Regions from separate parts of the Homo sapiens genome. Here region 2 is linked to region 1. A link is an interaction called in ENCODE POLR2A ChIA-PET data of the cell type or tissue named here. Cell type or tissue: PC-3. All regions are shown on one strand.

Region 1 (4,000 bases):
TTAGCCGGGCATGCTGGTACGTGCCTGTAGTCCCAGCTACTGGAGAGGCTGAGATAGGAGAATTGTTTGAGCCCAAAAGACAGAGGTTGCAGTGAGCCGAGACCATGCCACTGCACTTCAGCCTGGGGACTCTATCTCAAAAAAAAAAAAAAAAAAAAAAGAATAATTATTCAGCTTGTAATTGTTTTTTAATATTCAGATAATCAATACAAAAAAGAAGATATTAGTTTTTTGCTTCAATGTAAACATGTTATTTTTCCCTTTTGAGAAAGCGTTTCTTGAGGGTTTCTTGAAAATTAAACATACAACTACCGCATGACCTCGTTGTTCTACTCCTAGATATTTGTCCAAGAGAAATGAAAATTTAAATTTAAATTTAATTTTTTTCTCTGCAACTACAATGTCTGCTTTATTAGAAATAAAAATTACATGTTACCACAGTATTCTGCCCTTGTCCTAATATGCAAAGATATTTCAGTGCAAATTTATTTTTCCCCAGCTTTATTGAGTTACAATTTATATCCAATAAAATCCACCCATTGTAATTTAGCAATTGGTAGCTGTAGTGTAACCATCACCACAATCAAGAAATAGAACATTTTTATCACTCTAAAAAGTTTTCTTTTGACCTTCCCCTGAGCCCTGACCCCAATTACTACTAATCTGGAAAGCATTTTTAAGGCTTTAAACAAGGTAATTGAGGTATAATTGCCATATAATAAACTATACATACTCAGAGTGTACAATTTGACATGTGTCGACACATGGGCATGTCCTGAAACCACCCCAACAACAAGACAGAAAGTATATGCCTCCTTCCATGCGCGGATATACCACGATGTGTTTATCCGTCTCGCCTGTTGATGGACATTTGGGTTGTTTCTAGTTTTGGCTATTACAAATAAAGCTGCTATGAACATTTATGCAAAAGTCTTCACTTGGGCACAGGCTTTCACTTCTCTTGAATAAATAGCTCTGAGTAGAACGATGGGGTCATGTGGTATTGTGTATTTAATTGCCAAGAATCTGTCAGTTTTCCAAAGTGCCTATACCATTTTACATTCCTAACCACAGGGTGTGAGAGCTCCAGTCTCTGCGGCGGCCCTCACTGTAGTTATTCTAAGCTATTTGTAGTAATAGCCATTGTAGTATATATGTATATATTTGACAGTGTCTCCCTTCTGTTGCCCAGCTGGAGTACAGTGGCACAGTCACTGCTTACTGCTGCCTTGACCTCCTAGGCTCAAGCGATACTCCCACCTTAGCTTCCTGAGGAGCCACGACCACAGCCTAGCACCACCACACCTGGCTAATTTTTTTTTTTTTTTTTTTTGTAGAAATGGGGTTTCATTCTGTTGCCCAGGCTGGTCTTGAACTCCTGGGCTCAAGTGATCCTCCTGCCTCAGCCTCCTGAGTAGCTAGGACCACAGGCTAGTTATATCATGCCTAGCTAATTTTGTTTATTATTTATTTATTTATTTTTGTAGAAACAGGAGTTCACTGTGCTCCCCAGGCTGGTCTGGAACTTCTGAATTAAAGTGATTCTCCCACCTTAACCTCCCAAAGTGCTGGAATTAGAGGCGTGAGCCACCTCCCCTGGCCAAACATTAATTGAATTAAGTCTTCCTGAAAGTGCTATTAAAAACCCAAGGAAAACTAGACATTAGAAATGTGAAACAATACCTTCGATGTTAATCAAAAGTGAAGGAACTAAGAACGGTCTTTTCTGTTACACAGGCTGCTCTTGAGGACACCAAGAATCTCACACTAACTGTTTTCTGCTTTCCTACCTTAGCCCACAGGAAAGGTCGCCCATCCTAAACACACCCTCTCCACAGCCTCCCAGTCAGCCCTGCCGCCCCCCGACAGTCTCACCTCTCCTCTGATGAAATTGCACAGAGATTGGATAACTGCCCTGTGGTTTTAAGTGGAAAATATGGCTTCCTGGTTGAACTTCAGACTGTTCTATGAGATAATAGACCCTTTTTCTCTGAATCTGGGTAATTCAATCCTGTCTATCCCCACGTGAAAGTCTGTCCAGTTGGAGAAATATTTAGTAGCCCCTGTGCTCTGCAGCTTAGTGAATTCCAGGGGCTGTGAGCTTTTGAGGGGTCTAAGCCCCCAGAGCTCAGAGCAGGCGCCATGCCTGTGACAATTCCTTAACACACTTGTGCCACTCTCAGAGAAATCCACTGTTGAAAGTCCATTTAGTGGTCAAGATGATGAGATGAGTAAAACTTGGAAAATTTTACTGCTGAATGACTAATGCATGTTTTTTACCAAGCTATTTTCCTCGTATCATGTTCAATTTTGACAACTGGGAAACTGTCTGCATTTGTATCAGAAGAAAGGAGAGAGACAAACAGGATTTCTTTCCATGAACATGCGCGCTGCCTTCCTTTCCGTTCTGTGACTCACGGATGTGCCGGCCAGCCTTCTGACGGAGGCCCTGAAATGGGGATATTGTGTTCCTGATGATAGGATCTGAGCACTCCGGGGGCCACGACGTGATTTGGATCAAGGGGGTCATTGTTCTTTGGGGGGTTTCCAGTGAGGCATGGGTTTTCTCACAACCCTGTGACTAAGCTGTGATAAGCTGCTGGCTCCCTGGGGAACCTGATAGGGTCTGGCCGTTTTGAACTTTGTGGATTTCTCTGGCTCTTCCTGGCCCTCTCCCACAGTACCCATAGGATGATTTCTTTCCTTTCTGCCTTTTTTTTCTTTACCTTTGCTGAAAAGACAGATTCAGTGAAAGCCTGTGTCTTGTTCTATTACCCAAAATGTTAGCATCCACCACACTCAGGGCACTCCCCGTGAGAAGCAGCCTCCTAACATGGGCTTGTCCCTGTCCCAGGGAACGTGCAGCCCTAGCTCTAACAATCTGCAGCATGAAGGGGGCTGGAATCTCTCCTCTGTAGTCGGTCTTTAGACACTCTTTGGAAATAATAAATATTGTGCAAAGAAAAGTGGATAAAAATTGCATTTTAGGGAGGGTATTGGAAGTGCCTCCCCCAGCCCAGGCACTTCCCTGCCAGGTCATTCTTTTTGGGCTAGTCATTGCTTTCCCCTTGAGGCAAATCCTCCTTGGATGGGCCTGTCCTGAGAGGGACTGAGGTCATTGGAAAGTGCTGGCTGGACTCAGCATCTGTGGTCCTTGGTGTCAGAGAGACCAGAGTTTGAGTGTGACCCAGCACATTCTGGCCATGCAACCTCTGCCAGGTTTAGATGATCCCACGTGGATTTCTCTTCTATAGTTAGTGACAGCAACAACCAACATGCAGGAGTTAGTTCTCAACTGTTTTGAAACGATGGTCACCTCCTTATCTCAGGTCAGACACTGTCTTGTTAACAAGCTCTCAGGAACCGGTGGTGGCATGTCAGAGACCGCTAGTTATCTCAGGGGCACGGCCTCTTGCTTTGACTATTTTCCATTGATGGGACATTTGACATCTCTGCCAGGGTTCATATTAACTTGAAGAAAATGGACAGTGATGCAACTGACTCTATCTGCTGGCAATACAGTTGAATTTGTCTTGTCGAGATGCTGATAGCTTACTGAACAATAGATCATCACCCAACAGGGACTGTTTTATTGCACCCTAGGGCCCTGTGATCTGGCAACATCCTTCCAGCATGCCTTCTGTCAGAGACTGTAGTCTTTCATTCTTTTTCTACTTTTTGAACCAGCTCTGCCACCATGCTGGCTTCCATACTGAGTTCCATAAACCATTGACAGATGCTCCTGTTACATAAGAGTCATACTTTTAACTTGTAAAAAATTCAACCTCAGCAAGGGCATCATTCTACCCCCACACCTTTTCAATCTCTGCTGCCTCCCTCACGTCTTCTTTTCTCCACCCTCACATCCTAGAAAATCCATCCAGTCGACTAGGAGCAGTAGCTCACACCTGTAATCCTAGCACTTTGGGAGGCTGAGGTGGGTGGATCACCTGAGGTCAGGAGTTTGAGACCAGCCTGGCCAACATGGTAAAACTCCATC
Region 2 (4,000 bases), 550 kb before region 1:
GATCCTGATATAGACCATTTGCATTGTGTAAAAATGTTCCTCTTCCATTTCCTAACCAATTACTGTCTCTACAGGTAAACATTATTCTGGCTTCAATTACCATAGATTAGCTTTGTTTATTCTTGATCTTTATATAATTGGAATACAGTATTACTACTTTGTGTCTGGCTTCTTTCATTCATATGTTTTTGTGATTCATGCACGTTAGTGCTTGAGTCCATAGTTTACTCTTTTATGTGAGAGAGTATCTTTTCATTCTCCTATTGGTGGACATTTGGGTTGTTCTCAGTTTGGGGCTATTATAAATAAAGTTGCCACTAGCATTCTTGTATCTGTCTCTTGGTGGATACAAACATTCATTTTTGTTGAGTGAAATCTACCAGAGAAATTGCCAGGTTATGGGACAAGAATGTGCTTAATGCTAGTGGATGCTATCAACCAGTTTTCCAAATTTTTACCGACTTATACTCTTGCCTGCAATGTGAGAGTTCCAGTGGCTCCACGTGCTTGCCCTCACTTTGCACTGTCAGTTTCTGTAAAATGTAGCCACTCTGATTGGAATGTGATGATCATATCATCAAGGCTTTAATTTGCTGTTCTGTACTGATTAATGATGTGCCACTTCATTTTTTTTAAGTTGTATTGTTTTGATTTTAGTATTGGTTTGTAGAATTGCTTAATATTTCTAAATAGGTGCCCTCTGTCACATAGATGGATTTTGAATATGTTTTCTCAGTCTGTAGTTTGCCATTTAGGTTTTGTTTTGCTTTTTGTTTTTGTTTTTTTGATACGGAGTCTCACTCCGTCACCCAGGCTGGAGTGCAGTGGCATGATCTCAGCTCACTGCAACCTCTGCCTCCCAGGTTCAAGCAATTCTACTGCCTCAGCCTCCCAAGTAGCTGGAATTACAGGTGCCCTCCACCATGCCCAGCTAATTTTTGTATTTTTAGTAGAGATGGGGTTTTGCCATATTGGCCAGGCTGGTCTTGAACTCCTGACCTCAGGTGATCCACCTGCCTCGGCCTGCCAAAGTGTTGGGATTATAGGCGTGAGCCCCTGCGCCCGGCTGACCATTTAATTTTGTAATGATGTCAGTTTTCGTCTTTGTTTTTTGATGACAGAAGTTCTTAGTTTTAATGAAATCTAATCACTTTTATAGTTAGTATGTGTGTGTTTTCTTTAAGAAATCTCTGAAGAAATGAAGAATATGAAAATACATTTATTTGCTTTCTTCTAGAAGCAGCACTGTTTTCATTTTCAGATTTAAGTTTATGATGCATCTTGAATTAATTTCTATGTAGGCTGAAAGGTGCATTTTTTCCAAATGCTTTCTTAGTGTCTCCAGCACTAGGGATTGAAAACGCCCTCCTGTCTTCATTGCACTGGCTCTTTGATGTAACCAATGGCCGTATATGGGAGGAAGGTAAATCTCTGAACCATCTGTTCTTCTCCACTGCTCTGTTTATCTGTACTTGTACCAACACCACGCCATCTTAATTACGGTAGTTTTTAACTAAGTTTTGAAATATGATAGTGTAAGTTCTCCAATTTTCTTCAAGGTTGTGTTGGCTGTTCTGGATGTTATTTCTGTATAAATTTTAGAATCACCTTGTCAATTGTCTTCAAAAAAGGGAGCAGGAGAGAAAGAAGAAAACAAGCATACTGGGGTTTTGACTACGCCACATTCATAGATTAATTTGAGGAGAAATGATATCTTAACACATTAAATGTCCTGATCCATAAATGTAGAATAGCTCTCCATTTATTTGTCTTTTAAAATTTATCTCTGCAGTGTTTTGTTTTGTTTTGTTGGGACAGGGTCACACTCCTGTCACCCAGGCTGGAGTACAGCAATCACGGCTCACTGCAGCCTCAACCTCCTGGGCCCAGGTGATCCTCCCACCTCAGCCTCCCAAGTAGCTGGGACTACAGACGTGCACCACACCCGGCTAATTTTTTGTACTTTCAGTAGAGACCAGGTTTTGCCATGTTGCCCAGGCTGGTCTCAAACTCCTGAGCTCAAGTGATCTGCCTGCTTTGGCCTCCCAAAGTGCTGGGATTACAGGCGTGAGCCACCAGGCCCAGCTCTCTGCAGATTTTTAAAGTTTTCAGGGTTGAGTTCTTGTTCATCTTGAGTTGTATTTATTCTTAAGTATTTAATATTTTTTATCTCATTGTAAATGATATATTTTAGTCTTGCTGTCTAAATGTTTGGTGTTAGTCTATAAAAAATAGTATTGACCTTTGTATATTGACTTTATAGCCCGCAACCTTGCTAAGATCACTTGTTTCTGTACTAATCTTTATTTCCTTCTTTCTGCTTGCTTTGGGTTTAGCTTGCTCTCCTTTTTCTAGGTTCTCAGGAGGAAGTTTAGGTTATTTATCTGAGATTTTTTTTTAAATACAGGCATTGGCAGCCATAGATTTGCCTCTCAGTGCTGCTTTTGCTGCATCCTGGACCTTTTGGTATGTGGTGTTTCTATTTATTTTCATTCATTTTAAAGTATTTTCCAATTTCCTTTGTGATTTCTTCTTTGAACTATCGTTTATTTAAGAGAATACTGTTTAATTTTCACATTTTAGTGAATTTTCTAAGATTATTTATTAATGATAACAGTTGATAGATTTGTTTAGAGATAGTTTGACTATGTTGTGCCTGAGTATAATCCTTTAAGAACTTATTCATCTGGCTTGGATCTAATTTCTTGACTCTGTGGGTTGCTGTCTTTCATAAGATTTAGAAAATATTTATCTATTATTTCTTCAAATCTTGCATCTCCCTGTCTCTCTCCCTCCCTCTCCCTCCCCACTCTCCCCCTTTCTCCAGGACTCCAGTCACACCTGTGTTGGCATTGACTATATCAACATAATGTTCTGTTTCTACCATTTTTTTCTCTCCATGATTTGCTTTGGATGTTTTCTATTGATCCATCTTGAAGCATATTAATCTTATGTTCGGCTAGATGCAGCCTGCTCTTAAAGCCATCTGCAATACCCTCATGTCAAATAGTTATTTGTGCTTCTGGAATGTTAATTGGTGACTTTTGCAGATTCCAGTTCTCCACTGGGATGCTCTCTCTTTGCACCCCTCATGTCCATCTTTTCTTCTGTTTTTAGCATATTTACAAGCATTACTTCCCAGTCTTTGGCTGCTCACTTCCTTCTCTGGAGCATGGCCCCTGAACACACAGCTGTTTCCAGAGGGGAGGAGGTGAGGCTGGCCTCCCACAGCTGCGCTGCCTCTCACCCACAGCCTGCTGCTGGGGTCAGCTTTGTCTTCCCACGTGTGCATCATTTCTTAGGGTCCCCAGCATGCCATTTCCAGGAACCAGGCCAGGAGCTGAATGTTGCAACCCGTCTATAATAACAGCAATGCAATCACCCAAACAGTGGTGAGGTCACCGGCCTGTGACTGACAGTCAGGGGGTGCCTTTCCTTTTCCACAAACGACTTGGGAACCTGTCTTGGGCAAATCAGGTCTACACATAAAAATTGTTTTCATCATTTTCTTGAATCAGCCCATCCACATCCAGCAGGACACGCCCTTCAGCCACTGCTCTCTGGCCACCTACCTCTGGGTGCACTTGGATTTCTCAGCTCCCCCCATAAGAAGTTGTGACTCCCCCACCCCCAGCTCTCCTGAGGGGCCTGAGCCCCTCAGAGGAGAGCAGAACCCACTTCTGAGACAGCACCTTTCCTGCAGCCTGAGATCAGTGCGGCTCCCTTAGCTGCTGGCATTGTCTGCAGGCATCTCCATGAAGCCCATCATCGGTGTCATCCGCCCATGCTCCTGCAGCGCCTGCCCTTGGCTGGCTCCTGTGGCTTCTCCAGCCGGGGCAGCTGAGGCTGCCAGCGCCTCTAACGAGTGCCTCGGGTGGGAAAGGCCTGAGTGTGGGGCTGCCTGGGGGTGATCAGTGCCTCCAGCCACATTAACTCGTTTTAGGTGTGCTTGATTCACTCCTGAGAGGTGGAGGGCCAAACACTGAGGGTCTCTGTTCTC

Evidence for each region. ChIA-PET counts read pairs that join two places held together with the same protein. Peaks named below come from ENCODE experiments on the same cell type or tissue, not always from the same donor. Only the 100,000 strongest peaks of a DNase experiment are listed, where the experiment ranks them.
Region 2: POLR2A ChIA-PET joins it to region 1 with 5 read pairs; 2 of 35 experiments call an interaction of 5 or more read pairs at or near these places.

Annotation. Positions count from the first base shown.
Region 1 is chr21:41,640,509-41,644,508 of GRCh38, reverse strand. It overlaps LOC105372812 (a long non-coding RNA gene), which reads right to left. Exons shown (of 2, transcript XR_937741.1): 2 at 2,722-3,742. Among named protein-coding and RNA genes, the nearest start is that of LINC00111, 37 kb to the left of the region's middle. In PC-3, no CTCF peak of the experiment used is centred here; DNase peaks (open chromatin) are centred at 2,338 and 3,088; H3K4me3 peaks cover 1,303 bases; H3K27ac peaks cover 3,765 bases.
Region 2 is chr21:42,194,890-42,198,889 of GRCh38, reverse strand. No RefSeq gene overlaps it. Among named protein-coding and RNA genes, the nearest start is that of ABCG1, 22 kb to the left of the region's middle. In PC-3, no CTCF peak of the experiment used is centred here; no DNase peak of the experiment used is centred here.